Linked DNA regions of Homo sapiens: regions 1, 2, 3, 5 and 6 are each linked to region 4. A link is a loop called in an ENCODE intact Hi-C map of the cell type or tissue named here. Cell type or tissue: mammary epithelial cell. All regions are shown on one strand. Links, peaks and the distances in the headings refer to the core of each region. The heading gives the core; the rest is flanking DNA.

What was found. A loop is a pair of places that touch in the nucleus more often than their neighbours do. Peaks named below come from ENCODE experiments on the same cell type or tissue, not always from the same donor. Only the 100,000 strongest peaks of a DNase experiment are listed, where the experiment ranks them.
Region 1: a loop joins it to region 4, with 14 times the contacts of the local background. A loop is called at or near these places in 4 of 110 quality-filtered maps.
Region 2: it touches region 4 in a loop (23-fold over the local background); 22 of 110 quality-filtered maps call a loop at or near these places.
Region 3: a loop joins it to region 4, with 11 times the contacts of the local background. A loop is called at or near these places in 3 of 110 quality-filtered maps.
Region 5: a loop joins it to region 4, with 24 times the contacts of the local background. A loop is called at or near these places in 48 of 110 quality-filtered maps.
Region 6: a loop joins it to region 4, with 7 times the contacts of the local background. A loop is called at or near these places in 10 of 110 quality-filtered maps.

What each region holds. Positions count from the first base shown.
Region 1 is chrX:149,303,458-149,308,833 of GRCh38, reverse strand. No RefSeq gene overlaps it. Among named protein-coding and RNA genes, the nearest start is that of IDS, 200 kb to the left of the region's middle. In mammary epithelial cell, for the core only: no CTCF peak of the experiment used is centred there; no DNase peak of the experiment used is centred there.
Region 2 is chrX:148,130,945-148,136,320 of GRCh38, reverse strand. No RefSeq gene overlaps it. Among named protein-coding and RNA genes, the nearest start is that of FMR1NB, 150 kb to the right of the region's middle. In mammary epithelial cell, for the core only: a CTCF peak has its summit at 3,025 (motif pointing left); a DNase peak (open chromatin) is centred at 360.
Region 3 is chrX:149,150,254-149,155,629 of GRCh38, reverse strand. No RefSeq gene overlaps it. Among named protein-coding and RNA genes, the nearest start is that of IDS, 350 kb to the left of the region's middle. In mammary epithelial cell, for the core only: no CTCF peak of the experiment used is centred there; a DNase peak (open chromatin) is centred at 3,089; H3K27ac peaks cover 549 bases.
Region 4 is chrX:149,467,765-149,473,140 of GRCh38, reverse strand. It overlaps LOC107985667 (a long non-coding RNA gene), which reads left to right and starts at 1,004. Exons shown (of 2, transcript XR_001755972.2): 1 at 1,004-1,592; 2 at 1,764-2,237. RefSeq lists a silencer at 1,889-2,183. In mammary epithelial cell, for the core only: a CTCF peak has its summit at 2,077; no DNase peak of the experiment used is centred there; H3K4me3 peaks cover 166 bases.
Region 5 is chrX:148,046,621-148,051,996 of GRCh38, reverse strand. No RefSeq gene overlaps it. Among named protein-coding and RNA genes, the nearest start is that of FMR1NB, 68 kb to the right of the region's middle. In mammary epithelial cell, for the core only: a CTCF peak has its summit at 2,359 (motif pointing left); no DNase peak of the experiment used is centred there.
Region 6 is chrX:149,284,216-149,289,591 of GRCh38, reverse strand. No RefSeq gene overlaps it. Among named protein-coding and RNA genes, the nearest start is that of IDS, 220 kb to the left of the region's middle. In mammary epithelial cell, for the core only: a CTCF peak has its summit at 2,539 (motif pointing right); no DNase peak of the experiment used is centred there.

The DNA.
Region 1 (5,376 bases), core at 148-5,147, 160 kb after region 4:
CCCTGAATTTATCAGGCATAAAATTTATTAAATTAATTCACAGTTGCCCAAGGGCACTTTGTATCCTTTGCAACTCTTGGTTCTGTTACTTACCTTGCCAGTGAGAAGAGGGTTAAGAGGTACAAGATCAAGCCTCCTTATTCATTGGACTAGATTTCTACTTACATCTCTTCTGTAATACAAAGTGCAGGTACCAGCTCACAGGTCCCTCAGACTCAACATGTCCAAACTGAACTCAGCTTTTTCCCCTCTAGAATAGCATCCTGTCATAGCATTTCTCATGGTTTGTAATTATGCAAGGCTTGGTGGTATTATTTGCTTTGTATCTGTCTCCTCTAGGCAGTTTTACCAATCTAAGAGGTGAAAGGTGGTCCTGAGTGTTACTGTGCATTTTGATCTTACCTCAATTGCAGAATGTTCCACACCATGTTGTACTCGTTAGTTTAGTTATCTCTCTATGGCCAAAGACTGGGATCCTTAAGAACAAGGCACAACTTCTTTATCTTTGGACCTCTAGTTCCCAGAACAAAATAGCTTCTCAGTATTTTTTGAGCTGGTACAAAATAAGTGCTCCTTAAAAAATAGACAGCTGAAGGAAGGACTGCCCAACTGAGAAGGCCAGCCACTACTGAGGTCAGAGTCCACACCCTGACCCATCTCAGTGCCAGCAGAGCAGCTGTGGGCACCTCCTCCTGGCACACATCATACAAGATACTGAGAAAGCTTCCCTCCCAGATTGACGGCCATTCTAGCCTCCCACTGCATGAAGGAGTGAGAACCACTTCCCAACATAAAGTTGCCAAAAACCAAAGGAGGTAACCAAAATGATCAAACCCTATTAGGCCTCACCCAAGCTTGTTGGAGACCATGTTTTCTGTTGTAAGAACCATCTGAGTTTCCCAAAAGAGAAGCCAAAAAGAACTTCAAGAGACACTGAGGGAACACTGGGGAACCATAGTCCTTCTGGGGCTGCTCTGGCTTTGGCTGTCCCTAATACTATGTCCAGTCCTTGCTGAACATTCAGCCCAGGTGAGGATGCAAACATTTTCTATTAATTCCTGTGGCACTGTTGAGGCAGGCCAAAGTCTTCAAGAGAACTTAATACTGAGGGAGCATAGCAAGGCAGTCCTGATTGAGAGGCTTCTTGGGATGCCCCGATCACGATCAGGCTCAGGCCCCAAATGATTGGTTTTCCTTTGGCCTTTTGGTCCACTGTCCTGTAGTCCAGTCAGCTGTTATCACAGAAGATGCCAACAGACAACTGACTACGATGGGGTGGCTGCCTCAACAGGGATCCCCTACTCTGCCCTAGCCTGGAATCAGCCACTTTTCCAAGAAGCTCTGGCTCTTTTGAGTGGGGAGTTTAAACCAATATTTGGTCGCTAGGTGAGCTCATTGTCAATAGGGTATCCATGTTTCTAGCTTCTTTCAATGGACAGAGATAGAAATATATATATACACACACGCACACACACGTACCCACCCCAAATTTTAAATTGTAACTTGATAATGATACTTTTAGTTTTAATTCAGCGTTCTGTCTTCCTCTATTTTATATTTATATAACTTTTTTTCCAGAGTGAGAACTTTAGTTTCCAACAACATTAACGAATTTATTCTTTGCTCATTTCCATAATACACAAAAAGTAGTTTTGGAGCTGTCACCCCTATAAATACCATTACCACCAACAAACGTATTTAATAGAGTTCCAGCTTGACTGAGAACAGGAGTGCTGCTTCATTGCTGCTAGTTGAGGATGGAATTCTAGGTTCTCCACTGGGCCTCTGTTGACACTCAGGGATTCTTATTACTGCTGGACGGAGGTAGAAATTCATTCGGACTCCCCACCAGGCTTCCACTGATACATCCCTGGTCCAGATGGGGAAAGACACCTCATTACTACCCTTCACAGGGCCTCCACTGATACTGCATAGGGGGGCAGGGTTGATTTCTGCCAGCAGGAGATACCTTCAATAATACCACTCAAGCAGGGAGTGGGAAGGACACCTTATTACTGCTGTTCAGAGGTAGAAATTCTGCTTCCCTGTATGGTCTCCCCTGACACCATTGGGGGTAGCTTTGTCACCAATGGATGATGGTGAAAATATAGATTCCACTAAGTGTCCTCTGACACCACTGTAGCAAGAGGGATGGGGCTTCTTGTTACCAATGGGCTCCATGTGCCCTCTGGTGACACAGCATGATGGCAGCCTCTTTACTGCTGGGGAGAGGGAGTTGAAAATCCCAGCTCATCACTTGGCCTTCTGCGACACCACTCTTGTGGTGCTTGGTTTCAGTGTGATGAGGATGGAAGTCTAGGCTCCCCACTCAGTCTTTGTTGGCTGGAATGGGGCTGAGGCCATAGTTATTTCTGTGATGTTTGACTAAAATTGAGTGACTGTTGTTCGATAGTTTTGTCTCAATGTGGCTGCTCCTTTCCGGGTCCTTTGGCTGAAGAAAGTAGACTTTTGTGGAAATTTCCTTTTTTCCTGTACCTATTGGCCTTTCCACATTGCCAGGTTCTTCACTCTCGGTGGAATATATGAGGGGGGGGGAAAAAAAAGCAGGAAACTCACTGTCATGTCATGCCCAGGTCCTGGAATGCCTCCTTCTCTCTGATGTTCAAAATCTTCTCATGTTTGTTTTATATATAGTGTCCAGGGTTTTCAGCTGTACTTAGGGAGAAATGCCATGTCCCCCCCATTACTGGAAGTGTGCAAAAAATCCTATTTTTTTCCTGGAACCAGAAGTCTCAGTGTAGCTTTAATTTGCATTTATCTTAATATGAGTAAGTTGACCACCTTTTTATATGTTTAAGGGTAACTTGTGTACCTATTTGAGAACTATCTGGTGATGGTGCCAGAAATATTTTCTTTTTTCTCTCTTCTTCTCAATTTCTGGAACAACCTTCATTCTCAGCACAGACGTCAGCTTATGCAGGACTTCCAATCTGCAGCCCTCTCCCCTGGAACAGCTTTGGAGAAGTTCTCACTTCTTTACCTCTTTTTCCCGCAGCTCTTCAGAGTGAGCAATGCCAGTTTCTTGAATGCTATTGCTGATGCTGAAGGGAAGTCACAGGGAAGGCCTCTGTACTGAGCAATGGCAAACAAAAGTAGGAAAAATGAAAAAAATAAGAGGTTCATGAAATTGAGAGTGAGGATTTCCATGATTGAGTTGACTAAATCCCTGTTGTGTCAACACAATTACACAGAAAATACACTTTGGGCTTTGTGAAAAAGGCTGGTTAAATTTTTTTAATTTAATAGCAGTCAGCACGTGTAAAGGTTTTAATGGAAAACACTTGTGGCTGAAATGCCTATTAAGACTCTAAATATCATTCAAGGTCTGATGAACATGGCATTCATCATCAAAGAACCCTGCAAGGATTCTTCAATGTCTCCATCCTTGGTTTGCCAATGTTGGTCTGCACCAAAATATTACAAATCCTGGCTCAGTGGTCTCTATTGGGTTCCATGTATTGCTAATTTTCTGTGTTTCCAGGTGACTGTTATGTACAGAATTGAGAACCACTGGTTACAGGATCACTCTTACCTCCCTCTCAGCACTCCCTTCCCCTCTAACTCTCTAGCCAGTAGGATATACCCCTAGTTCCAGAAGTTTCAAGACTCTGAATCTTGCCTCCCATGACTCATTCTGCCTGGAACATTCTCACCTCTTCATGACGGTTGTCCAACTGGCAAACAGCCATTCTATCTGGGAACCATCCCCTGTTCAGTAGAACTGACTCCTTTGGAGTCCCATGTAGACTTTTCTCCTAGTTTCTCCTCCACTTTTATCTCTTGGAGCCTCTCAGGAGAATGTTCCTTGAGGGCAAGCACCACGACAGATTCATCTCTAGAGTTCTAGTGCCTGGCATTAAGCATGGTTAAGTGGATGGATAAAGCATGCTTAACCTCGGAGATTTTGGAAGAAAAACAAGAGGAATAACATGGTGTATTACTACTATTATGTCCATAGTTTTTGTCAGTGCAATTTTCTTTCGCTAAGTATAGTTTCAGACTCTAAAAAGTCAACAGCTAAATGTCAGTTGAATCAGCAGAATTGACCCACCACGAAAAAAGATTGGTTGGTTTTCCTCTTTTTTAGAGCAACCTTCCTGGGGATTGCTGCTTGGTGCGCTTGGTCATTTCCTCAAGGGATCAATATCTCACCAATCTTGTTCTGTAGAGCTGCGTCAGGCACTTTTAAACACCTTTCACTATTATTATCAGATCTATCTTTCTAGGCTAGATTCCATTTTGCACTGCATCAGTCCTTTCTCTTAAACTTAAGGCAGCCATACCTTCTTTCCCTTTACATTTGTTTTTATATTTTGTTTCCTGGATTACTGCCAAATAATTACATTAAAAGCTTGAATAAAAATTGAAACTATTTGAAAGACTATATCTACAAATATGGCCAAGGTCTTTTGCTCTGGGAGATATAGTCCCCTTTATCAGACATGATCTTCCTTTCCACCATGTGACCTTGACCTTCCTTTGGCCTATATTCATCAACACTCTGTACCTCGGGGGCTTCTTTCATCTTATAACTACACTGTCACTTTGGTACAGGTCTCAACAAATTGATGTGTAGTATCAAAGGCAAGATTCTGCGTGTGGAAGGAAGTCCAGTGGGCCTTTCCTAGACTGTGCTCAGGTTAACTACTTATTCAAAGGATCTTAGCAGACCTTACTTTTTTCTCTCTTCTTCTCAATTTCTGGAATTGTTTGTTTCTCATTTGTTTCCTTACTTCAATAAGCAATGCTTGGTCCTGGCTTATATTCCTACCCAGGGCAATGTCTTCTTTTTCCCTTATGTGTATCAAGTAATTAATCCCACAAATATTTATTGAGTTCAGAGTATTTTACTTCAGAATTTTCTTGAATGAGTAGCAAGATGTTCTCAGCATTGGGAATGCTTCCTCTGCTGGGAACACCTTTCATTTCTCCCCATTAATCTGGCAAATTCCTTATCCTTCAGGTTTCTACTTTGTCATCATATCTCCCTATAGCATCCCTTACCTCCCCATTCTAGGTTAAATGTCCTTTTGTTTTGTGCTCCCATGCCACCCTTTCCCAGCACTGATCTGCTATCTGGAAATGCCAGTTGACTTGCCTGTTTCATCTCCAATAACTCATGAGCTCCTTGGTGACAGGGACTATGTCTCGCTCACCACTATACCATTAGTACCCTGCACAGAGTTTTGTACTGGGCAGTTCCTTGTGTCAGTCAGGATTCAACCAAAGAAACATAAGGAACAGTAAGATACACAGACATAGCATATCTATCTATCTATCTTTCTAAATATATATGTATATGCATGTGTGTGTGTATATATATATATATATAAAACTACACTATTATATATACTA
Region 2 (5,376 bases), core at 143-5,142, 1.3 Mb after region 4:
TGATGGCAAAATGTAATGAATTTTTTCCTGAAATTGATTTTGACTGGGCATTAAGAGTCACATAGTCACTGAAGAAAACAGAAATACTAGTCTGCAAATGGACAAATGGGAAGGACTAAAGAGAGTGTGTTTTCATCATATTTGTGTGTGTGTGTGTGTGTGTGTGTGTGTGTGTGTGTGTGTGTGGAGGGGTTAGAGATAAACAAGACTATTCCATATATTCCTATATGTATTTTTTTTCTTTTTATATAATACACTGAAGTCCCACTATTACACCATCCTTAGGGAAGGGCCATGAAATTGTTTGGTAATAGTGAGTCCATGATTCATCAAAGCGTTTCCAGCATTGCCAGTGATTGAATGCCACTGGACCTGGTCCAAGGTGTGTTATGCCAAGTTTCATGCTATGTACTGCATAGAGAAGGTTGGATGATGTTTGGAGGACTGTATGTCATGTTCTGCTTCCAAACCATCTACTTTACTATTGTTGTGAAATACAGATCTCTCAGACAGGAAAAAAAAAAATTGATTTGACTCAAGTTTTGCCTACTGTTTCTGATGCCCAGGAGTTTTAGCTATATGTTAAGAGGACATGGCACAAGAAGAATTTTTTAAAGTCTCACACATATGTATCACTGGAATCTGAAATAAGGAAATACTGAGAAAAACAACAACAAGTTCTTGGGAGAACAGCTGGGCTGCAAAGAGAGCAAAAATTACATAAAAGAAACAAGTGGATCACATCCCAAATCTGAGAGTTTCTGCTCAGTGATGGAAGCTTCTGATAAGTTTCTCTGCTCATGCTTTCTATGTATCATTTATAAGCTCAACTATGAAAATAAGATAATACTTCAAATATAAAGTAAAAGTAATAAGTAATTGTTGAATGACTGAACAAGAGGAAAGGTGAATTATAAAAGGTTGGAAAGAGCAAGGCTTATGTAATTTGCAGAAAACTTGAGGTATTTTTTGGACTTCCTTGCCCTCTTTTTTCACACAAGCTGAGTGGGAGTGCCTAGTACATATCTGTCATTTCAGTTTATCAGTTAACCTGTGCTAAATTCCTTCACTTAAGAGACACTTATGTATATACAAAATTAAAGCCCCAAATAATAAATTTAAAATGTATAAGATTCAAAAAATTATTATTAAAAATACTACCCTACTGTGGTGAGACTCTAGATCAAATGGGTTCATAACTATTATATCATTGAATATTTAACGCAAGTAATGTGAAACTTTTTATAATACATTCTTCTGATATATGTATATTCATATTTACATTTTCTAGGTAAATGTATTTCACAGATGCTGTCACTGTCAGTAAATTAATTTTGCCAGCAGCCCTAAAATGCCAATTCTACACAAAAGGCAAAAATAAAAGCAATAGCCCCCAATTGAAAGTCCTCTTTGAGGCCATACAAATCTTTGTCAATGATATATAAAATGGACTTGGTATTCAATAGCCAGGATAGTGGCCCAGTATACTGCTGTAAGTGTATGTAGAGCCCCCTTGGGGAACTACAATGATAGAACCTATGTTTGGGAGACCCAATCCTCATGCCAGCAGTTAGCTTATTTGCATTTTTTAAATTTGAATTTTTTAACTCCATGTGCAGTGCACTTGGTTAGCTACCTAACTTACAACTGTGACAGTAAGTACACCTAATGGCACCTGTATAAACAGAAACCTCATTGTGATTTTCTTCTGAATGGGGCTCGTCCAACATGCAAGTATTACTACAGACATGTCTCTTCTTCATTTAGGCAAGCAAGTAACTGAGTCCTTAGAGGAAAGCATTCTCACAGGCTCTTTTTGCAAGGTTGGCGGGTCGGGGGGCGGGTTCTTTTACTGTTGTGATGAGGACAGAGTAAAGGGAGAGGGCTTTTTTCAATAAATACACTACTTATGAGAAAACTTGAATACTGAAACAAGATTGAAGAGGGAGCACATTTATCAATGGCTAGGGTTTGGGGAATAGAGGAGATTTATTCAAACATTAAACCTCTCATGTTTCCTCTGTTTTCATGGGAGATATTTGTATTTTAATACCTCTGCATTCCAGCTTCTCCTCTTACTGGATGTGAAGTTTCTACCTCGTGTTCATGACTATGCTGTCAGCTAAATGATCAATCATGCTATTGCCGATTTTGCATTGAGACTTCACGGCAGGGTGAAATCAGAGAACAAAATGGCTGTGGGGGAAGAATTTGTTTAAATACAGCTAGTTTGGGGAACTGGCAAAATGGTAAGAAAAATGATGAAAAACATATGAAGTGTAAGTGCAGCTATCTTTAAGGCAGATCCATTTCAAAGCTTTCCACAGCATGAAAGTCATTGTGTGATGCATGTCAGTGTTAGACTAGTAAAATACTGTAATTAGGATGGAACTAAATGCCAATATTTCAGTCTGTAGACTGTGGGCAGATTTGTATTTACTGCATGTCTCTAAATAATATGAATACACTGAAGGCTACTTATGAAATGAAGCTTGATTTTATATCTACAACCAGAAAAAAAAGGTTTAAGAAAGCCCAACAGCCACAAATCCCAAGTAAGAAAAATAAAGGGGGTCAGCATGAAGCCCCATGGTATCTTGATATCTTTGAACCTATTCTGTATGTGTGGAGTCCCATATGCAACACAGGAGTCAGGAAGAAAGAAGGAACTCTGTGTTATAAACACTGCAACAGTGGTTTGGAAGCAAGATATTCAAGTAGAAGGCACATATGCCTGGGTTATGATTCAGAATTGAACCTCTTCAATGTAACTTCAACAAGCAAGCAACGCCTACTTCTTTTAATATTGCTATTACATTTAAATGCAAGTTTTGAGTGACTGCTTTGTAAAGATTCAACTGATGGAAATGATCTACTATTACAAGGGCAGATCATGCTTGCTTAAAATCAATCATTTTAACTCCGCCTTTGTAATACATTCATGATACAAACATTATTTTCTTCATGCAAGTCCTGCTATTAATTCTAATCTTATAGTGCTCTCTACTGGTGATAAATGATTTGAAACCTCATTAGATATCAAAAGACCTAATTAACTTCTCATCTTAGGCTCACATTACCGTGTGAGTCCACCTTGACACCTCCAAATTCACTACACAGTGCGATCAGAAGCCAAGGTGCACGGAAAACCTCCCTCCTGTAAGGAGCCAGAAAGGCATGACCCCGCACTTCTGCTATAAATCATTGCATCAGGAGCACCCAGGAGAAAAGGCCCTCAGCTTTGGAACAGGAACATTTAGCCCTGTCGGCTGCGAGGCAGGTCAAGTAAAAAAACTGAATGAGGAATAAAGAATTGGATTGGAATCCTTTCTGGCTTTGGGTCACAATAGCCTTGTCACTCGAGTAAGTCACTTTTACCTCTTCGAGGCTTCATTCTCTCATCAGTAAAATATGAATGATAATTCCGACCCTGGCTGTTTTGCTGGGTTGTTGTAACAAATGAGATCATAGGTAAGAGAGTACTTCATAAAAATTATATTATCATCATTATTATTACAGTAAAAGAAACACTATTTTCTTTAGATCAATGAACTTTAAACCTTTTTAGTTTTTTTTTTTAATCAGTGGGACGGACTTTTAAAATCAATCTTACATGGAACCTTAATATATAGAACAGATTATATCAGAAGAGTTTTGTTGTTTAATTTCAAATATATAACTATTTAAGTTGGTACAAAAGTCAGTGTGTTTTTTGCAATTAAAAGGAATGGGGGAAGAATTTGTTTACAAAATGGTAAGAAAAATGATGGAAAATATATGAAGTATGTTCAAAGTAGTGGGATTAAAAGTAATGGCAAAAAGCGCACTTACTCTTGCACCAACCTAATATTTACATATTATCAAGTCGGTTAATGAGAAGAATGAAACTGTCTGGATATACATGAAATTTTGAAATTTGGTATAATGGTTATCAATTGCACTGACATTTGTCTCGATGTCTAATTTATTTCTGGACTTCCTTTGCTTGCCTAGTATCAGAAAAATTATGATTCATATACACAAATGTCTGTAAATGATATATTTTTAAAATTGCTTAGAAATCTCAGCATATTCTTCAACTAAAATGATACAGAACCTTGAACAGTAAGTGGTAATAATAATATCTACTGCTCATGAATATTCTCTACATACCAGGTGTTTCTCTAAGGACTTCATGTATGTTAACTCACTTTTTTTTTATTTCCGTAGGTTATTGGGAAACAGATGGTGTTTGGTTACATGTGTAAGTTCTTTAGTGGTGATTTGTGAGATGTTGGTACACCCAACACCCGAGCAGTATACACTGAACACTATGTGTAGTCTTTTATCTCTCACCCCCTTCCCACCCTTTCTTCCTGAGTCCCCAAAGTCCACTGTGTCATTCTTATGCCTTTGCATCCTCATAGCTTAGCTCCCACTTATGAGTGAGAACATACGATGTTTGGTTTTCCATTCCTGAGTTACTTCACTTAGAACAATAGTCTCCAATCTCATCTGGGTTGCTGCAAATGCCACTAAGTCATTCCTTTTTATGACTGAGTAGCATTCCATTGTGTATATATATATACACAATTGTATATATATACACACACAATTGTATATATATACACACTATATATACATACACAATTATGTGTATATATATACAATTATATATACATATACAATTGTGTATATATATATACACACTATATATACATACATATATATATATATATATGTGTATATATATATATACCACAGTTTCTATATCCACTCATTGATTGATGGGCATTTGGGCTCGTTCCACGTTTTTGCAATTGTGAATTATGCTGCTATAAACATGCATGTGCAAGTATCTTTTTCATATAATGACATCTTTTCCTCTGGGTAGATACCCAGTAGTGGGATTGCTGGATCAATTGGTAGTTCTACTTTTAGTTCTTTAAGGAATCCCCATGCTGTTTTCCATAGTGGTTTTACTAGTTTACGTTCCCACCAGCAGTGTAGAAGTGCTTCCCTTTCACCACATCCATGTCAACATCTACTATTTTTTGATTTTTTTATTATGGCCCTTCTTGCAGGAGTAAAGTGGTATTGCACTGTGGTTTTGATTTACATTTCCCTGATCATTAGTGATGCTGAACATTTTTCCATGTGCTTGTTAGCCATTTGTGTATCTTCTTTTGAGAATTGTCTACTCATGCCCTAAGCCCACTTTTTGATGGCATTGTTTGCTTTCTTATTGCTAATTTGTTCATATATGTGTGTGTGTGTGTATGTATTAACTCATTTAATTCTCATAAGTACCCAAATAAGGTAAATGTGTCTAAAGTCACCTTTTTTTTTTAACAGATAAGGAAACTGAGACAGAAGGAGAGTAAGAAATTTACTCAA
Region 3 (5,376 bases), core at 79-5,078, 320 kb after region 4:
GTCGGCTCACTGCAAGCTCCGCCTCCCGGGTTCATGCCGTTCTCCTGCCTCAGCCTCCCGAGTAGCTGGGACTACACGCACCCGACACCACGCCCGGCTAATTTTTTTGTATTTTTAGTAGAGGTGGGGTTTCACCGTGTTAGCCAGGATGGTCTCGATCTCCTGATCTCGTGATCCACCCGCCTCGGCCTCCCAAAGTGCTGGGATTACAGGCGTGAGCCACCGCGCCCGGCCAGGATATCACATTTTAAATGATATTTTGTTTTATGCTGTGTGGGAGGTTGTAACTCGTGGTACAAAATGTAAAACTGGGGTAAAAAGAATAACTGCTTACACAAACAATTTAAACGCTTATACCTTAGTAGTAATGAAACTTACTGAAAAAGAATAAATAGCTATATTTTTGTCTTCTTAAAAAATGCTTATATTGGAAATGAAGAGAGGTTTCAAATCAATTACATCAGCACTAATATTTAAAAATTAGATTAAGAAAAGCAAATAAAACATAAATTAAGCAGAAAAAAATAATAAAAATCAGAGAAGAAATCAATGAAATAAAATACAGCAGAATATTTTTTAAAATCAATGAAATGGATAGTTCTTAAAGATCAGTAAAATTGATAAGCTTCTGGCCAGACTAGTAAGAAAACATAGAGATGACACAAATTACTAACGTCAGGAGTGACAGAGGTGACATCTCTTCAGATACATTAGATGGTAAAAAAAATAAGGGACTATTACCAATAATATTTTGTCAATAATATTACTAAGTTAGATATAGTGGTAAAATTCTGTGAAAGATGCAAAGTATCAAATCTCACTGGAAAAGCTATAGAAAATTTGAATAAGCTATATCTATTACAGAAATTGAATTTGTAGTTAATCACCTTCCTGCAAAGACAACTCTGGAGCCATGTAGATTCACTGGCGAATCCTACTAAACATTAGAAAAAGAAATAATAGCAATTTGCAAACTCTTACAGAAAATTGAATTGGATTTTGTCAAATGTTTCCTATTGAGGTGATTATATACTTTTCTTTTGTAGTCTGTTAATATGGTAAATTACATTGATTTTCAAATGTTCAGCTAACCTTGCATTGACAAAATCCAACATCCATTCCTGATAAAAATGCTCAGTAAACTAAGAATAGAAGGATTCTTTAGTCTGCTAAAGACCACTGCTTCAACATTGTAGTGAAGGTTTTCACCAGTGTAAATAAGAAAAGTGAAAGAAATAAAAAGCATCTAGATTTAAAATAAAAATTAAATTATCTTTATTTGCAGATGACATGTATATCTAGGTAGAAAATCTGATTGAATCTGCAAGAAAACTATTTGAACTAATAATTGAATTTAGCAGATACAAGATCAATGTACAACAATTAATTGTAGTTCTAAATAGTAGCAAAGAACATTCAGAAATTGAAATTTAAAAACAATACCATTACAATACCATTTACAATAGCTTAAAAATATATAGGGATACATTTGACAAAACATGCAAAAGAACTGTACACTGAAAGCTGTAAAATATTGCTAAGAAAATTGAGGCAAACATAACTAAATGGGGATCTGTAACATATTCATGGATTGTTAATGTGTCAATGCTCCCCAAATTAATGTACAGAGTCAACATAGTCCCATTTAAAAGTCCAGCAGTTCTTTTAAGAAATTGACAAACTGGTCTTATAATTCGTATGGAAATTCAAAGAACCTACAATAACCAGAACTTTGAAAAAGGAGAAAAAAGTTAAAGGATTTTCACCACCTGAATTCAAGACTTATTATAAAGCTACAGAAAGCAAGGTAGTGACATAAATATAGAAAAATAGATCAATGAACCAGAAGATATGATCAATTTAATGTAGATGAAAGAACAAAGGCAATAAAATAAATAATGTAGATGAAAGTACAGTACATTGCAATAAATGATGCTGGAGCAATTGGATATCTATATGGAAAAACACACAAAAAATAAAACATAACCTTGGTTCCATACTTTACACCATTTAAGAAAATTAACTCGAATCACAGACATAAATATAAAACCTAAAATTGTGAAACTTCTGGAAGTAAGCATAGGAGAAAATTGTGACCTTCAGTTAAGCAAAGATTTCTTTGCTACAACACCAAAGTCATGATTAATAGAAGAGAAATAAAAATGATAAATTGAACTTTATCAAAATAAACATTTCTGTTCTTTGAAAGACACTGTCAGAGAATGCATACAAGGTGTAGACTGAGAGAACATATTTGCAAAGCATATAAATAATATAGCTAATAAAGGATTTAATTCTAGAATATATAAACAACTTTCAAAACTCAATAATAAGAAAATGAACACCTAAATGAACAAATGAACAAAGGATTTAAATAAACTTTAAACCTATGAAGATACATAGACAGCAAATAAACACATGAGAAGATTCTTGGCATCATTAGTCATTACGGAAATGTATATTAAAACCACAATGAGATACCACTACATACTTACTAGAATGACAATTAAAAAGAGAGTCAAGGAGATGGTGAAATTTGTGTCATACGAGGTAACTCTATGTTTAATAATTTGAACGACTGCCAGAATACTCTATTTTGTTTTATTGCCTGATTGTCCTGGCTTGAAACTTCAGTACAGTGTTGAATGGAAGTGGAAAGAGTGAACATATTTTTCTTCTTCCTGATCTTGGGGGACAGCATTCAGTCCCTCACCATTATGTATAATGACATTTGTAGGTTTTTCATAGATGCAGTAGGTTGAGGAAGTTCCCTTCTTTTTCTAGTTGTTTGAGTGTTTTTATCATGAAGTGTTATGGACTGAATGTTTGTATCCGCCCCCCTCCAAAAAAAATTCATATGTTAAAATCTTAACTTCAAATTTTTCTTGGACAAGGTGACTGACTAGAAGTAGCTAGTGTGTGCCACTCTCACAGAAAGCAGATGAGACTGGCTAGTTAACACTAGCTCTTCAGCTGGAATGTTCAGGAGGACATCCTGAACATTGCTTTCTTGAGAGTCATCAAAGAAGCAATGTGAACCATGTAGAGCAGAGAAAAGCAAGACAGGACAGCCACCCACTCAGGGCTGGTGCAGAGCCAAGAGAGGCTTACCACCGTGGGAAATGAGTGAGTGAGAACCCCTAGAGACTGACACTTCTGCCACAGACTTTTGCAATCCTGGGCATAGGAAATTCTCCCTTGCTCCCTCCTCCCAGGGCCTCCAGACTGAATTGAGAGCTGCATGGAAGCTGGAAAGAGCTGCTGCTCAGGCCTCCATGGAGCCCAAGGTCCTTGAATCCCTAAGCACCCCAGCTCCAGCTTGCATGCCCCCAGGATAGTGACTACACCCATGGTGCTGAGGAGCAGATGAACTACAGGCCTTGTCTCTGGTACACCTTGTCAGGCATAGTCAACTGGCCTAGGACCCCAGTGCAGTCACCCTACCCCTTCCTGAGCACTTGGACCCATAGAAGATCTGCATTTCTCTGGGATGGAGGTCCCAGAGGCAACTGACAGGCCCACCATTGTTGCAGCTGCCACAGCCCCCACTCATACAGCCCTCAGTCTATGGAGGGAGGGAGGAAAGAGCCTAAGTTCTATCATAGGCCTCCAGCAAACCACAGCTGCCTTATGGAAAAGCAGCCAAACAGTTTTTCCCATGAGTCCCTGCCCCTCCTATTCTTTACTGGGGTGGACCTCCTAACCTGCGCCTCCAGTATAGCTACGTCAACCCTGCCTGAACATTTCAGTGGGTGGCAATACTGCATTTCTCTGAGGAGGAAATCCCAGAGGCAGAGAATCCCACAAGTTCTTCTCCATTGCCACTGCAGCAGTGTCAGCTTTGCTTGAGTGTTATTCAGCTCAATAGGCCCTCTGTCTTTTTGCAAGGGCAGAGGGCCAATGTGACAGCTTTCTGTATCCCAAGTTCTCACCCAGTATCCAAGAAAAATAGGGTCACACATGGGCCTGAAGGATGAATGCGGAGTTTTACCGAGTGGTGGAGGTGGCTTTCCGCAGGATGCATGGGGAGCTAGAAGAAGGGGATGGAATGGGAAGGTGATATACCCCTGGAGTTGGGTCCCCCAGTGGACTCCTCTCCAACCACTTCAGTGGAACTCCTCTTGGTGTTCAGATGATCCTCCTCTTCTCTCTTTCTCTGCTGTGTCATTCTGCCATTGTCTGCTGATCTGCTGGCTTGCTGGTCTGCTTCTGGAGCCTGGGGTTTGAGGTTTATATGGGTGCAGGACAGGGGTCATGGTGGGCCAAAAGGCAACTTTTTGGGTGCAAAAACAGGAATGTCTGTCTTCATTTAGGGTTGTGGGTCTTCAGGTTTGAGGGTGGGGCCTTTGCCAGGAAACTGCCATCTTCTACCCAGTATTTCCCTCTCTCCTGTCCTTATCAGAAGGACCCCTGGCATGGGCCTGCAGTGTAGCTACCTCACCCTGGCCTGAAGGTTCCCCTTTGCAATGTTTTGTGTCTCTCTGGGGTGGAATTCCCAGAGGTATCTGACAGCCCCTCTGCTACTGCCAATGTAGCAGTACCTGCCCTTGCTACCACCAGTCCAAGAAGGGAACAAAGAGCCTGAGTGCTTTACTCACACCTCCAGCATGCCATAGCCACCATACAGAGAAGCCAGACTGTCTTCCCCGCAAGCCCCCCACCCTCTTGCTCTTCACCAGGCAGGGCTCCTCAGTTTGGGCCCACAATGCAGCTGTCCCACCCTAGGCTGATGTTTCTGATTGGTAGCTGCTCTGTGTTTCTCTGGGGTGGAGTACCAAGGGACAAGTGAAAGGCCCTCTGCCATTGCCAGTGCCAAGGTCTCTGCCCATGCTGTCCCCAAGTTGGGGAGGGAACAAAAGCCTGAGCTAGCCCCACAGCTGCAGTACACAGACTGGGAGTGTCAAGCCGACGTCTACAGCCAGCATTGAGGGGGAAAGGAGCCCACACTCTCAGAGCACTGAGAGGGAGCATGGCTACAAATGCAAGAAAATACAGAGAAGACACTTGGCTAAGGGCCTACCTACCATCCATTATGCTTAAGCACCATCTACTGGATTTACTGGATTGAAGCTCAAACTTCAATGCCAAAATACTTTGTGAATATACCCCCCTGTGAAATAAAAGACAGAATTCAACCACAAATAAGGGCCTTTCAGAAAGCCTCAGCCCTCTGAAAACATCCAGAAATGAAGACAACTGGCCATACTCAAATTGTACCACATTTAAAGGAACATCAGCCCATACAGATGAGAAAGAACCAGTGAAAGAACCCTGGAAACTCTAAAAGCCAGAATGTCTTCTTACCTCCAAAACTGCACTAGCTCCCTAGAAACAGTTAATCAGAATGAAATGGCTAAAATGACAAGCATAAAATTG
Region 4 (5,376 bases), core at 112-5,111:
AGGATAAAATTGTAGAAATAGAATTCTTGGGTCAAAAGCATGTGTAGAGGACATTTGACATGATGTTGGACACCAGCATCCTAAGTGCCTTTCTCTACTTGGGAAATTCTGCACTCAATTATTTTGAGTGGCAGGCAGGGAGAGCCCTCTTGCCACTGCAGAGGTGCAAAGTGCCAGGAGCTCATTTTCCCATGACTTCCTTGTGGCTAGACAGCAGGCATATGACTTTGACTCAACTCAGCAAGATGCTTTCCTCCTTGAGTTGGTAAAGCAGGAACCAGTGTGAATTCATCTTCCCCCAGAGGAAGGCTCTGTGGTGATGTTAACCACCAGTGTCCAGCACTGGTAGTGTCACTATGGTTACCAAACTGTTTTTGTGTGGTTATGGCAGCTTGCCTGGTCACCTTTGTCCTTACCTGTTTTTTAGGTTTGAGACTTTGGCCTTCTCTGGGATTCTATGAGCTACTCAAGCCTTTCAAAAACAAACAGACAAAAAAGAAAAAACCTTTTTTTTCTGCTTAAATTAACTAGTCAGTAAAACAACCAGGGCTCCTGATTGATGAAGTGTCTGCATTTGAAAATCTGGAAGTTAGTGCCAAATTTCCTCCAGAGAGGTAGCACAAATTCACACTCCCATCAGCAGAGTGCACAGAACCTGAGTTCCTATCTTCCCTCTAGTACTTCTTACGTTGCTTTGCAATGACCTATTTCTAAGGAAGGGGACATTTCTTATTCATTTTTCTAGACTAAGCCTCTAACCTAGGGCCTGGCAAATTTAGGCACTTACATGTTTGCTAAATGAATGAATGAAAATAATTGTCTTTAAAGAGTTTGAGAAAGACCAAAGGTACCGTAGCTTGAATCAGAGACTGGGAGTTGGAAGGACACTCATCCACCTCCTTATTTGTTTATTTTCCTTTTGCTTTTTTAGAGACAGGATCTCCCTATGTTGCCCAGGCTAGCCTCGATTTCCTGGGCTCAAGCGATTCTCCTACCTCAGCCTCCCAAGTCGCTGGGACTACAGGCATGCACCACTGCAGCTCCTTATTCTGAGGTGGGAGCTTAAAGCCCAGAGGAGGCAAGCAGCTCCACCAAGGAGACACAGCTAGCCAAGTGGAAGCAGCCTCAGATCCAAGTCCACCAAGTCTATTTTCAGCCCACCTCCAAGTCCAGTCTTCTGCAAGGACTGCTGCTTCCACAAGGTTTCTCTTCTTGGGTCTCCCGATCCAGGGAGTAGATTTCAGCTGAAATGATGTGCAAAGGAGCCACCTCAAAGCTATGAAACCGCCAGAAAATCACTTTGTGAAAGGAAGAAGGCTGGCGACCACCCGTTTGGAAAATTGCCTTTGTAGTAACTGGGGGGCACACATGTGTGTGGAAGGATCAAGCGTCAGCCTTGCTATGGCCACAGTTTTGATTTTCCTTTATTCTTTGTATTGCTTTCAAATCAAAGGGAAGCCGTAGCAGAGAACCTCTTGCCCTGAGCTACACATATGAAAATGAACAAGGTTATGGGAGTCGCGTGTTTTCAATAATGGATCGCTGGTGCCGCCCTTTCTAGGAAATGAAGCGAGGCTGTTGCTAGGTTGGCGGTAAGAGGCACTGGGCAGGGGTAGGGGGTCCTAATTCCAGTGGTTTTACCTTTCCCACTATTCATTCCAGTCCAACCAATTGATAGAATAAGAATCAATTCTGAGCAGAACAGTGTCTCATTCTATTTCAAGCCCCCCCCAACCTGCTTTTTGACATTTCTATCACCACAGCTTGATAGAGAAAAATATTCACAAAGCCGAGTCCGTTTTGAAGAGAACATCTGTAAAATTGGGTCAGCAGATACGTTACACGTTGGCGTGGAAGATGAAATAGAACCCTGTCTGGTCTGAGCTTCACAGCAACAGGGAAGGGCTTTGTTTCCACGGCGGCGCGCACTTGGATTTGTGCCTTACAGCTCTGATCCGGCCACACAGCCCAGGCCCCTGGGCAGCCACAGGGCGCCGCCGCCTTCCGCCCTGGCTTTAGGGACAAGCTGGAGCCTGGCGGTGGAGACAGCGTGTGGTTCCTCAGAGAACCACTGGAGGCCGCTGTGGCACCAAGAACGCACGAAGGGCGCCCGGCTGGCGGAGTGGGAGTCTCCAAGGAGTAATGACTGTCGCACACACTGACTGTTCTCAAATTCTAGTCCAGGATTTTAAAGACACTGTTATGAATTAACGAGAATAAAATACTCGGCAGATGAAGCTCGGGTCTCAGATCCCCTGGGGTTCTTTTCTAACTGCTTTCTCATTCCCACCCCCCCCGGAACTGGGTCTCATTTGCAATCCACGAGGCACAGGCTTTATACATGATGGAAACGTCTTCCAAAAACGACACAAATGCACAAATGTTACCCTTGCAGCCTATAGTATTCATCCCCAAATACTATTGCAAAATATTATGCTATTTTCTCTATCAAGCAGTATTGGCGGCAGGTGCCAACCACCACGTGGGCCGCAGGAATACAGCTGCTGGATAAAATGCAGGATGCCCAGTTAAATATGAATTTCAGATGAACAATAAATAATTGCTTAATATAAGTATGTCCCACGTAGTACATGGATCATATTTATACGACATAATTATTCATTGTTTATCTCAAATTCAAATTTAATTGGGAGTCCTGTGTTTTTATCCGTAAAATCTGGCCTCCCTTCACAGAAAGGGTGACTCCGGTGAGGTAGCAAGGAGGTACCCTGGTGCCCTGAGGGCACTCAGAGCTGGGAAGTGGTCAGAACTGAAGCTGAGCACAGAGTTCTATTCCAATGTGGGCGGTAATATGTGTCACATGTTCTCACAGAGAACAAATAGGCTCTTAGACCTGCCTGTTGGGAAGGGGTCTCAGAGGAAGAGATCTGTACAGTAACTGGAGGTAATGTTCCATTTTTCACTTTTTGGTTATTGCCTTCACCCTAATACCTACATAGGCACACGAGCTTCGAGTAGCATTAGTCCAAGCTTCACTGAAAGGCAGAGTTCAGTTCTATTGAGTTCAACCAAGCGCCATCATGCCCTGGTTCTGGAAGGTCGAGCACACACACACTGCGCTGATGTAGGCCTTGCCCCTGGTGTGATCACCCCAGGTCCCAGAGTGAACCTGGGTCTGCAGGTAGACTTCATAGACTACTGGGCCAGCAGTAGACTTCATTCTGGGCAGCCAGAGAAGGAAGTGGAGGGCAGCAGAGGGGGATTTTCATTGTATCATAGGTGGCACAACAAGCATTTCGGACCTGGGGCTCCTTAAGTTCCCGAGGTCCCAACATATTAATGTTCACCTCCCCCAACTCCTCACAAGGCTCTCCACTCTAGGTGGAGCTCTCCATGAGTCGGTGGTGACCTGCATCCCTGGAAATTTGTATTTTATGGCTTGGTGGATAAACAAGAGCAACTGAAGAGCCTCCAATCTCTGGCTCCCTTTTGGGGGTCTGCTTGGCAATTCAGGAAGCCCAGAAAAAAATGCCGGGGGATCTCAAGAGCAACAGCAAGGGAAGAGCCCTCGTGGCCCCAGATTGATCCTGTTCTGCCACTTGAGAGCTGGACAACATTGTGCAAGCCACTTCCCTTCTCTGGGTCTGTTTGTTCAGTGGATTGGGGAAAGTAGGTGCTCCTCTTGAGTGGGTTTTTGAGCCCTCAGTGAGCGGGTATTGAGAACATACGATGCCTGAGCAGTGTCTGGCATCTGTTCCATAAGTGTGCCTTCTCCTCTTTTTCCTTGTTCATGAGCCGTGGAGAAGGGTGTGATCCACCTGAAAGTGACCCTGATCCTGACCCTGCCATGTGGGTGACCCTGGATAAGTCTCCTTTCTGGGCTCGGGTCTTCCCATCTAGGGGCCATCCTTCCCAGCTGTCATACTCTACAGTCCTGTAAGAAGCCAGCTGTTCTGGACATAGGAGCTGTGTTCATTGTGAGCAGCAATATACATCTTATGCATTTACTTTCCTTCTTTTTGTAGACACTAGGCTTTGAAGGATCTTCCACCTCCAACCTCATACACATATATATTTCCTGACATCCTCAGGGGCAGAGAATCCCAGACTTATGTGGTACCAGGGCAGCCTGTAGCTTGACAGCCACTTCCAGGATGATGAGGACCAGGCCTGGGGAACACTTCCTGGCAGAAGGTATGCAGATGTGGGATCACCCCACAGGTTATCACCTTCAGCGGCCAGGGGAGCAGGATTTCCTCCAAAGATGCTGGGTTGTGGAAAGCACCATCTGCCTCATTCCCTGGCCATCAAGTCTTTAGACCTGCCACATCTCCCTCTGATTACCTTGCTTCATTTCCTTCATAGCATCCACCGTTTTCTGAACTTGAGTTCTGTTCTTGTTAATGGGTCATTGTACACTTCCCTGCTAGAATGTCAAGTCCAGAGAGCAAGGACCTTGTGGCATCTTACTTACCACTGTATTCTCAACACTTAGAATAGGTCCTGACAAATGTGTGAAAAATATGTATTTCATCACTTTTTAATGTTTATTTGAAAGCTCGTGAGAGAAACGGTGGCATATGAGAATGTGCCCTGAATTTGGAGTGTGAATTCTGACTCCAACCCTGACTGGCCGTGTGGCTTTGGGTAAGCGCATGAACCTCTCTGAGCCTTAATTAGTTTCCTCATGTGTAAAAGGGCATGATAGTACTATCTATCTCACTGAGTTGTTTTTAGGATATGATCAGACTATGTGAACTGTTCAGACTAAACTCAAGGTATTAGAACGGTTATACTACAGCAATATTGTCATGCATTTGGACAGCCCTTGACCTTGGGTGAGGCACTTAGGGGTTAGTGGTGATGTTGACACTAGGAATCCGGTCCCCTCATCCCTGGCCCAGACGACTTTTGATTCACAGTTAATGACCCCATCTGAGTGACCTTGGCAAACTGTCCGTACTCATGTAGAAGAAAAACCGGACTCAGATTTCCTAGTTCCCAGCATCCTTGCTTCCCCAGCTGGCCCTGAGCCACTCTTCTCACAGGATGATGGGTCAAAGGTGGGGGTGAGGGAGCAGAGGCCAAGACTTGTTTCCTAAAATGTTTCCTCTGTTGAAGGCTCCACTGTCTCTGTCATCATTTCCCACTCAACATGCAGCCCAGGCCCCTTTGGTTTTCATCCTTCTTTTGATGGGCTGCAGCTGTGTATGCTGCCGAGCTGCAGCATTCATGGGGATAGGGGTACACTTTTGCTAAGGCTAAATGCAGACCCTGTCCAAGGCTCTTTTTTCTAGGAGCTGCCCAGACCAATGTAGACAGCTTTGTCCCAGGAGACAGTGCAAAGAAACCTGACTGGGCCAGAAGTCCCTGCACCAGCTAGTTTTGCTGCTACTAACCTGCTAGGGTTTGCCA
Region 5 (5,376 bases), core at 140-5,139, 1.4 Mb after region 4:
AAGCAGAGCTTAAACTTATCTTTTATTTGTGCAATTTGAATTTAATTTTTTATTTCTAAAAAATAATTTCCTCCAAAATTTGAGAGGCATAATTCTTTGGAATATCATTTTTCTATTTCATATATGTAAAATAAATCAGTGAAATAAATTATAAGCAAAATTGTTTTTAAAACATTGTCCAATATGTCAGTGTCACATATGTGATGCCGTATGATTAATTTCTTTGTAGCATTCTTACTTTGGAAGAAATATATAGAGCCAACATATTTTCCTTTTCCCCTTGGATACCAGAAAGCTCAGAGGTAAACTTTTTGCTATATTCTGTAGAGAAGTCATTCCATATTCCAGGTCCTGTTATCTCATTCCTTCTAAAGAGTTATCTCATTCGTTCTAAATAATTTGTCTTTTTTAGTTTATACATTTGTTTTTTATTGTTTCATTTCAGTCTATTAATATTGTAAACATCTTTGAATGTGGAAGGGATATAACTTATAAGTTAACCAGCTGGCTCTCTTTAGCTGTTGTCTATTCAAGATGAATGACAGAACTGATCATACTGCACAATTATATTTAGCACATGAAGGTCTCAAAGGATAGTGCCAACATACACTCCCTTTATATCATTATTTATTCAGACTACATTCTCATTTTTAAAAATCCAGACAACAGAAAAACATATGAAACACAAAACATAAGTTCCCTTGTACTACAATACTACTCCTTTCCCCACAACATAAATAAATCGCTTTAAGCAAATTTTTATATGATCTCCCATATCTTATTTTCTGAACATATAATAGCAAATGTATACTCCAAAATAGTATTCTGCTTTACATATAGCTCTGCAACTTGCTCTGTTTCTCCTACAGTTCAGCTTGGATATCTTTCCATGTCAATATATATGAATCTATGTCATTATTTTCAACAGTTACATACAATCTCAATATATGAATGTGTCATTATTTATTTCACCAGTTCTCTACTGAACGTAAGCTCTTTTAAGGAACAACATGGCACAACATGGTATTTCCATGGGGAATGCAGTAAAGAGAAGTTAAAAGTTTATTTCTAAAGACATGACCATCTTACTATTTAGTCTCTCACTTTCAGTCACATTACTAATTGCATGTAGCTCATGGTCCCTCAATAATGAATTTTTAATACTAATAAAATTGAGAGAGCAAAAATGGTAACAACTCAGTAAATGACATTTTAAGCCAACTACACGCTGCCAACACATTTTAAATGAGTATTTTATTTTCCCTTAGTTTACACTTTTAAAAAAATCCATTCCACCCAAATAGCCAGATCAAGTTGCTCAACAGGGATTTTATTTTACAATCAAGTCATCATGTAAGTTTCTAAGACAACTATCTGCCCAATGAATCGAAAGAAGAGCATTATGTGGCTTGGCTCTTACTGTGATCACCTAGCAGCTCACGTTGCAGTTTATAGAAACCTAGTCCTGATCCAAACCAAAACTCTTGGGGTGGCAGGGGTTGAAGGTGGGAACAAGAGGCAAGCTGACACTCACAGAAGACTAGAAGCTTCCCGCAATTACAAGCTTGGCTCATGTTGCCCTAAAAATATGAACTCTTTTCACAAATGTTTATAAAGAGAAAATTTTATATTGCAGGCATCTCCACTGACCAATAAGCTGTTTCTGTTTGGGGAGTAAAAAAATGAAATACAGGCAAACAACTGATTTTGTTTGGGGGAGAATTGTTTTATGTGACCACAAACATCTTGCTGGCTACAGTTTTAACTTGGTGTGTGTGTTTGGGGAAAGATGTTGGGGAAGAGGATGGCATAAGTGCTACATTCACACCCAGGTCTTCTGACTCCTATCCATCCACATCCACTAGTTCCTACATCAATCCATTTAACAAATAAGCACTGCCAGAGCACTTCACTAAACTCACTTTCAAAGCACATATTAAAGAGAAATGGCTTAAACTACTACCAGTTCTGATGTGATTAAGGCATTGATCTAGTGCCACTTTCTTGAACCCCTCAAGCTTCTAAGTTTGGGGAGCAATAATTGACCCCTTTGAGACATAGTAGAAACTGTAGATATTCTCATCATAAAAGGAGAATGCTCATACACATAACATTTTGGACACATTTCAGGAGTTTATGGACCAAATTTAACAAAATGGTATTTATTTCGATGAAAGCAATTCATAGAATGATACAACCAAACGGCATTTTGTCTTCATACCTTTGTATAACATTACATGTAAATGTATTCACAAAGCCAAAACAATCCTTTGTTGGATCTCTCATCCTGCTTTTCAAATCAGAAAATGTCACCTTATAAGAGGCCCCCAAGAAACCCATTCTGAGGGTGTTCCTCTACTGCCATCTTGTGGATTTTCGTTGAAAAAATAAAACGCTACAAGAGTTTTTTCTTCTAATTTTCAAGACCTGCATACCTCTCACCTATGTTTGCCAACTGTTAACATCTGGATACATCCACTCTATTTATCTAAATACACACCCATACCCACACATCCTTTTTTTCCAAATCATACAAAAGTAGGTTGCTTTCATCATGACACTTCACTGCAAAATATTTCAGGATGTATTTTCCAAGAATAAACTGATTCCTATAACCACAATACCAACACACCTAAGAAAGTCACCATGAATTCAATATCATCCAGCATCCAGTCTTCACTAAAATTCCTTCGATTATCCTCCAAAATATCCTTTATAGCTTCTGTTTTTCCAATCCAAGATCCACTCAAGATTCACTCAGAGCATTTGAGTGTCTCTTTAAAGAGTCCAGGTAGGATGTCCTCCATCATACCTCACATTCTAGAATTGCCTCTTTCCTCGCTATGATAGTTAGATCAAACATTTCCAGCAAGAACATCACATAAATGACGTTGTGTACCTTCCTCTTGATCATACTGAAGGCACATCATCAAGCAAAACCACTATTGGCATTGCCAAGCTTGACCACTTGGTTAAAGTGATGACCACCAGACTTTTCCATTGAGAAAGCACATTTTTTCTCTTTAAAAGTAGTCTGTAGAGTGATATTTTGAGACTTATTTTCAACATTTTACCCAGTCATATTAGCATCCTCTGATGATCCTTACCTGAGCCAATTATTACTTTGGGTGTTAAAAAGTATTGCTTTTCTAATTATTTTATTCCTTCTACATTTAGTAGCTGGCATTCTTCTGTTTTAAAAAAAACACACTGGGAATTCTTTTTTCTCCTCTCCTTTTATTTTACTTTGAATATTACCATGAATTTATGGATTTTTTTTTCTTAACTCAATGTACTATAAACTATTACCAAATTTTTTTTATGTTTAAATTATCCCAGACTTGGCCAGTGGGTGTCCCTTCAAGTTGCTTCCTGTGTCCTTATGAAATGTCCCCATCATTCTCTGATCACTTTCTTACTTTCTGGTTGTATTAATCCATTTTCATACTGATATGAAGAAATACCCGAGACTGGGTAATTTATAAAGAAAAAAGAGGTTTAATGGACTCAAGTGCCACATGGCTGGTGTGGCCTCACAATCATGGTGGAAGGCAAAGGAGGAGCAAAGGTATGTCTTACATGGCAGCAGGCAAGAGAGCATGTGCAGGAGAACCGCCCTTTATACAACCATCAGATCTTGTAAGTCTTATTCACTACCATGAGAACAGCAGGGAAAAAAAACCCTTCTCCATGATTCATTTGCCTCCCACTGGGTCCCTCTCACAACATGTGGGGATTATGGGAGCTACAATTCAAGATGAGATTTGGGTGGGGACATAGCCAAACCATATCACTGGTATAGCAAGATATCTATATCTAGGCTCACATTGTGCTTGTACTTTCACTGAAATCAGTAGTTTCTCCAAAGAAACCTGATTAGTTTAAGTAAGAAATGATGCATAGAAACAAATATCTTGGTGTTAGGTATGTATGCTACTACAGGGTCATTACTCCTATATCCAGTCAATCAATGAACAGAGATAGAAATACATACACACACACTCACACACACACACACACACACACACACGCATGCACGTATTTTAATCATGAGTTCAGAGGTCTTCTATGATTGAGTAGCTTGTAGTAGAGATGAATATTTTAACAAGAAAAAGTAGAAAAGGCAGGTTTTTATAAACATTTTTTGAGAAGAAATAAGAAGGCTACTAAGGTAGCCAGGACTTGAGAAACTAGATCCAGAAAGAAGGGAGCTCATTAAGGTGAGCTTACTTCATGGACACTTATTTTCCTCCTTGATGTTTTTGGCATGGAGAATGAGATAAAGAATTTAGCAGAGCAGTTTTAGGTCACCTCTTGGGGCTGGGGAGATTAAAAGTGTTCAGTGGACAATGCAGCTAGGTGTTGAGAGACCAAGCTCTCAGAGAGATAGAAGGGACAGAGAATAGAACCTAGCGCTTGGAACCAGTGTTCTTCTAGAGGCATTTACAGTTTAAACTGTGCAGAAAATTAGGGTAAGAAGCCAATCAGAAAGCATCAACAAAGTAGAGCAAGCAAGCAGGCTCACAATGTTCGAGGGTGAAAAATTGGAGTTCATGACCTTATAAGTAGGAGGAGTTCCAACAAACAACCCTGATTCTTAGTTGGAACTCCTAGAGAGCTACGCCCTAGAAGTGGGAGTAAACCAGAAGCAAACTGGGACATACAAAGACCGCAAATTAGCTTTCAGTTAGCAAAGCCCCAAGTTGAATTACATTTATCTAATTCTCTGCTGCCTGACAGAGGAAAAGGCAATATCCTCTGAAGGAAGATAACATGATCTGGAGTCTCTATATGTTTCATACACAATGTTGGGCATTCAGTCAAAACCATTTTTTATATGACAAAGAGTTGTATTCTTTTAAACTCTGAAGAAACAATAAGAGAAACATAAGCACTTTCATTTTTTAAAACAATCTTCTTTTCAGGTATTAAAGCTTTTCAGAGTTTAAATCAAAACTTCAATCTCATTCTGAATTCAAATCTTCTCTTCAATCTCAGTTTAGGCCTCATCTCTTGGGTCAGAAATAGGCAGGGAGGAGGAGGGTCTAATCCTTCACGTTCTTGATCTATTCAGTAAAAATTACTGACATACAAATAAATAGGAGCAAGAGAAAAAGAGAGAGGCTAGAAACAGAAACAGGTAATATTGGAGTTATCAGACCAAGACTTTAAAATAATTGTGATGAACAGGTTCCACAGAATTGGAATCTACAATAAAAAGCCAAATGGAAGTCTGGAACAGGAAATAAAATAGCTAAAATTAAGAGCTCAACAGATGGATTTAACAGCAGATTGGGCAAAGTTGAAAATGGAATTAGTGCACTAGATAGTATCTAGAATGAAGTGTAGAAGTAAAAAGCATTGATATTGCTGAAA
Region 6 (5,376 bases), core at 248-5,247, 180 kb after region 4:
CTACATTACTCTTAAATGGGTGATTATAAGATTTTGGGTAACAAAAGCAATAATGATTATATTGCTCAAATAATAAAAATGGAGAAGGGTTGCACATCTGAGCTGACCACATAGGAAGCATCAGGCCTAGCAGCAGGGGCACTGAGCAAAGAGCTGCTGGGGACCCCTGGCCACTGCTGCATGGGGAGAACAGCCATGGTGGAGAAACCTCATTTTCCCTGGGGACAAACCCAATTCTGCCCTCTCTTCGGAAACCTGGTTATTTCACTTATGTCTTCTTAAAACAAACAGAACAAGACAAGGGCTCCTGATGACAATAGCCTGATGTGCATTTGTTTTGGCACAACACTCTGGGACTGCCTTTGGAGTCTCTGACTACACTAGGGGGAGAGAAAGCTAAGGGTGAAGGAAGCCCTGGTCAACAGCTGGCCCTGTTGTTGGGCCAAGCCTCAAACAAGACCTGTTTTGATCTGTTCCTCGTCCAGCCACAGTGGACTCCTGCGAAGGAGAGACTACTGATGGCCTGGGGAGGTCCTTCTGTGAATCCTATGCTTTGGCCAAACCACATTCTTCATTGCTATGCAAGCACACCCATGCTTTCTTGCCTCTAGACCTTTGTGCATACAGTTTTGTTTTGTTTACCTGACAGCTACCCTATCTTGTGCCCTTTTGATTACTTTCTCTCAATGTCCAACTCACCTAAAAGACCCATCACAAGTGACATTTCCTCAGGAAGCCATTGCTGGCACCATCTCTCCCTACCTCCCTTCCTTATCTAAATTAATTTCTCTCTCTCTCTCTCTCTCTGTGTGTGTGTGTGTGCTTGAACTCTCTTTAAGAACCCAGGAATTTGTGCTCTTATTTTGGACATTTGTAACTCTGCTATGGGCCCATCTCCTCCACTAGACTGGGAGTTCCTTGGGGACAAACTCCAGACTTGCCTTGTCCCTGGAGTTCTCCAGGGGCTGGCCTGACTTGCAGTGGGCAGGAAAGTGTGCTGAATTGTATTTTGAGCTCAGTAACTCAATCCCAGGCTAGTTTAAGTAGGCTAAGGTATGGTCCTTAATGGCATTGCACTTCCCACCCTGTTGCCTGGCATGAAAGCATGTGTTTTCTAGTAGCATATGGCAGTGCCAAACCCTAATTGGCTAGGCCAGACCTCTGCTAACCCTCCATGGAGATTGATTGCTGGAACTGTACCCTAGTTCCTGAGTTGACAACAGACTTTCACTTAGCTTGTACCATCCTCTCTCCTATATAAATGGATGACAGTGTAGACCCATTAAGGTCTTAGCTTGGAGTGGTTGATCTAGGAAGAGGATGTCCTCGAGGGCTTTCTTATGCCTAGTGATCTCTGAAAAGTCCAAGACTCTATGTGATCTTATGAACTCATAGATCTCCAGTGTTAGAAGGACCTCAGAAAGTATGCACTATAACCCCTTCAGCTTAAAAGTATGGTAACAGAGGGGGCATATGAATTGTCTAGGGTCACAGAGCAAATCTATGGAAGGGATAGGAAGAAAATCTAGGTCTTCCGACTTCTGGCCAGTTATTCATTAAGTACATCCTCCTTTCTCTGTTTCCTGGTCACCCAGTTAACAAGACACGGTTAAGGATGTATGTAAACTGGTGAGGGGCTTGAACATTTCTGGGTTTCAAGTGTATAATTTTTAGAAAGCAATTTATCATGATTTATAATTGATTAATATAGAATGCCCTTTCAATATGCGGAGCAAAATTGTCATTAATAATTCACTGGATTCTACATTTGAGTGACTGTATAAATTGTTAAAGCAGTTGGAACTCCAAAATCCCAGAGCAGAGTGTCAAAAGTCTCATGGTGAAAATTCTCTAAATGATTATTGTCAATGTTGATGAGACTGCGATAAGACTGGATCCCTGGGATGTTTTAGGGACTGTGCAAATTGGAGCCGGCCCTTGGGGTTGCATTGCGTGTCATCCACTCACAACAGACTCGCTCATTCACTCTCATTTGTCTAGTCTTCTACTACATATGTGCCAGCCCACTCTGTCCTTTGGAATCTCACTTCTCCTAAGCTATGCTATGGAGTGGCATTTGGTCCCCAGTTTCCTGTAAGTAATGCCTGGGAAAGACAAAGTTCTATACTTAAGGGTGGCCACTGCAGCATTCTTTATAAAAGGGATATATACAAGTTACTTAGAGGAGACTGCTGAGTTTACTCAGGACCCATCACTGACGGATGATGTAGAACTTCAGACAGCTGGCTATAAAGACAATGTAGAAGCACATAAGATGCTTATGGTCAGCGAAACAAATGCCTTCTGTAGAGCAGGACTGCCTGAAACACTATTATGTCCATGCAAAAATGTGACTGATGTAAACAGGGGCTGGAAAGGGGTTATTCAAAATGAAAGTGTTAGCTTTGCTGTGGAGGTACGGTTGTGAGTGGTCCTTCTGTTTCCTAATTCCAGTTTGCTTGATTGATTTCACCTATTCACTTAAAAGGAAACAAAGCCTGATGTCTGCGGTCAATGCAATATGGTGTAGTTTTGGTCTTCTGCCAGCAGGTGGAGATGCCCCGCTTTCTGTTTCCTGGCAGTCAAGCTACCAGAAAAAAAAAGCCTTGGTCTCAGTTGGAAAGTCCTATAGATTCTCTGCATTTTTATTTAAATATCTAACCATGAATTCTCCAGCACCCAATGAGCCCTGAAAATTATTTCTGATCAGATTATGTGGCTTCAAGGGAACAGATCCAAGTTTTAAAGGCCTGAAGCTTACATAATTTGGGAGGCCTTTTTGAGAAAAATAATTCAAAATTACAAAATCAAGTGCAGAGCCTTGTAAGGGGCCCCTGCAAACATGGCCCATTGAGCTGAGTCTTCATGAGCTTCCCAATAAATCCACTTGAGACTGCTGTTCTTCACAGTCCATCTGGCCTAGGGAGGAAGGGCATTGCCATGGGAAGACCACAAGCTCTTTGAGGGATGGGTCATGTCTTTATCCCATCAGGCATTGGTAAAAGGTTTTTGACTTCCCTGTTCTTTTCAGTTTAATGCCGAGTGTTTAGTAGGTACTCAGTGACTGGGTATTAAATCAGAGGAAGCAGAAACAGGGGCTAGGAAGAAGCCTGGAACCCAAACTCACCTTGTATGGCAGAGGAAGCTTGAAAGTCATGCCTCTTCATCTCATTCTTCTGAGAGCACCAGCTAGCTGGATGGCAATGACCAGAAGTGCTGCTCTGTGGGCTTCCCACACATCAGCTACCACATGCAATTCATCTCTGGATTCCGGAGGGTCTGGATTATGCAGTCTTATTTATATAGAGAGAGTTTGACAACTTGAAAGACCCCTTCAGCATGAAATAGGTAAGGGAAGATTTTCCTTTAAATTATCCTTAAATTAAGTTTAAATTTAAATTCAAATTAATATGCACAAATAGTTGTGTCTGCAATTCATCTTAATTGCCCTGCCCCATTTTCTTCCTATACTTTATATACAGGTAGTCACAATCCTCCTTAATATAAGCATTCTGGTGACTGGCTACTTTCTTTGACCCTTCTGTTTATAGGAATGGTTAATCTCTCTCTCACACAACCATGGCATCTCCTTCTGGAATCATACCACCTGCTTATTCTGGTCTATAATGGATCAACCAGCAGTGGTGTCTGATCCTTATAATTTTTGTAACTTGTCCCTAAGGATAACTCCATACTGAATAGGTTTCTTCCTTGTCCTGCCTCCCTCACTACATCATTTGGGTTCGACTAGGCTGTAACAGCAAATAAACCCATACATCTAATGGCTTAACAGAAAAGAACTTTACTCTTTGTGCATGTAATAATCCAGAATGGCCCAAGAGTGGCAAGGGCCTCTGTTCCACACAGTCATTCAGGAGCCCAAGCAGAAGGAGGCTCTGCCTTCTTTAGCACATGGCTTTCAGCATCACTGTGATTATCTCCAACCCAATTAAGCAGAAAAGGAAAAACACACAGGTGCCCATGTTAAAGTTTGTAATGGGCCAGCCCTAGAATTTACACACCTTGCTTCTGCTTAAATTTCATCCACTAAATCTTAATGACATGGTCACATGTAATTGCAAGGGAGACTAGGAAATGTAGTCTTATTGTGCATCCAAGAAAAATAAATAGATTCTGGTGGACAGGTAGCAGTCTCTGCCATATCACATATAGCATGGCATATATTAATAAGCAGTTTAGGTTCCTCCCAGACATTAATTTTAAGATGTTAGAGTAAGAATGTTTTTACTTTTCGCTTTGAAACAAAATTGGGGAAAAATGAATGAGAAACAAAAACAAAGACAGTATTTTTGTTGAAACTGGGAAACTCCTATAATCAGGAACCAGACAAATAAGATGGGATGTCACATGCAGTGAACTTTGGACTGGAGTGATGGGGGCTCCAATAGAAAATAACTGCTTTTCCAAATCTTGAGGAGAGCTGGCAGAGCACAAAATTCTCCAAAGTAGGTGACCTGCTCAGAGGGCAAATCTAATAATTTTTTGTTTGGAACAATAAGATCTGGGTGGCTGTTTAGCTGAGGGAATCTCCCCAACTTCCTTGGATACTTTAAAATGGCAGGGGAGGTAGGAATGAGTGAGAAAACTCACGGATACTCCATCTTTGTAAATGTGCAGCATGTAGAAGAAAAACTGTGGGTGTTAAGCAGCTCTGTAGCAGCCATTCTTTGTGAGCTAAGAAGAAAGGTTAAACCACCTCTCAGTCACTCTCTATTGCACATGAAGCACATTCACAAAACCCGCTTCACAACCTTCTCCCACAAGACCATGAATCATAAAGGATTTTTCTAAGAATTAGGGGATTTTCTACTAACGCAGAACACAGCCCCAGCCCCTCTTCCACACTACTTCTTTCAAATACCTGCTCTAGGAAGATTTCTGCTCACTCAAGGATGACTAATAATAAAAAAGGAACAAGGAGATCCATACAAAAATGTCACAAAATGGTGGAAAATAGCAGGACAAAAAAGGCAAACAGCCTACACAGTATGAACATTTTGATGTGGAGTAGATGAAAATCATGACCAAATATTTGTTTAAGAACTCAATAACTTAACAATGGAAGTAATTTGTGAATTAAGAGCTTAATGCAGAGGTATAAGGAATCAAGAAAAGCAACAAAAATTAAAATTGAGCTGCCTGTATCTAGGACACAAAGTAGAAGAGAAAACTAAAATCATCAGAGAAATTATGGTTAGCTTGTAAATAGTAGTAAATGGTGACACAATATTATCATAGTAGCTGATGTAAGAGTACAGATTGTTGACAACAGAAAAATAGATAGCAGCTTTGAGGCAATTGAGCAAAATGAAATGGAAATTATAAAAAGTGATTAGAAGAAAATTGTAGATATGG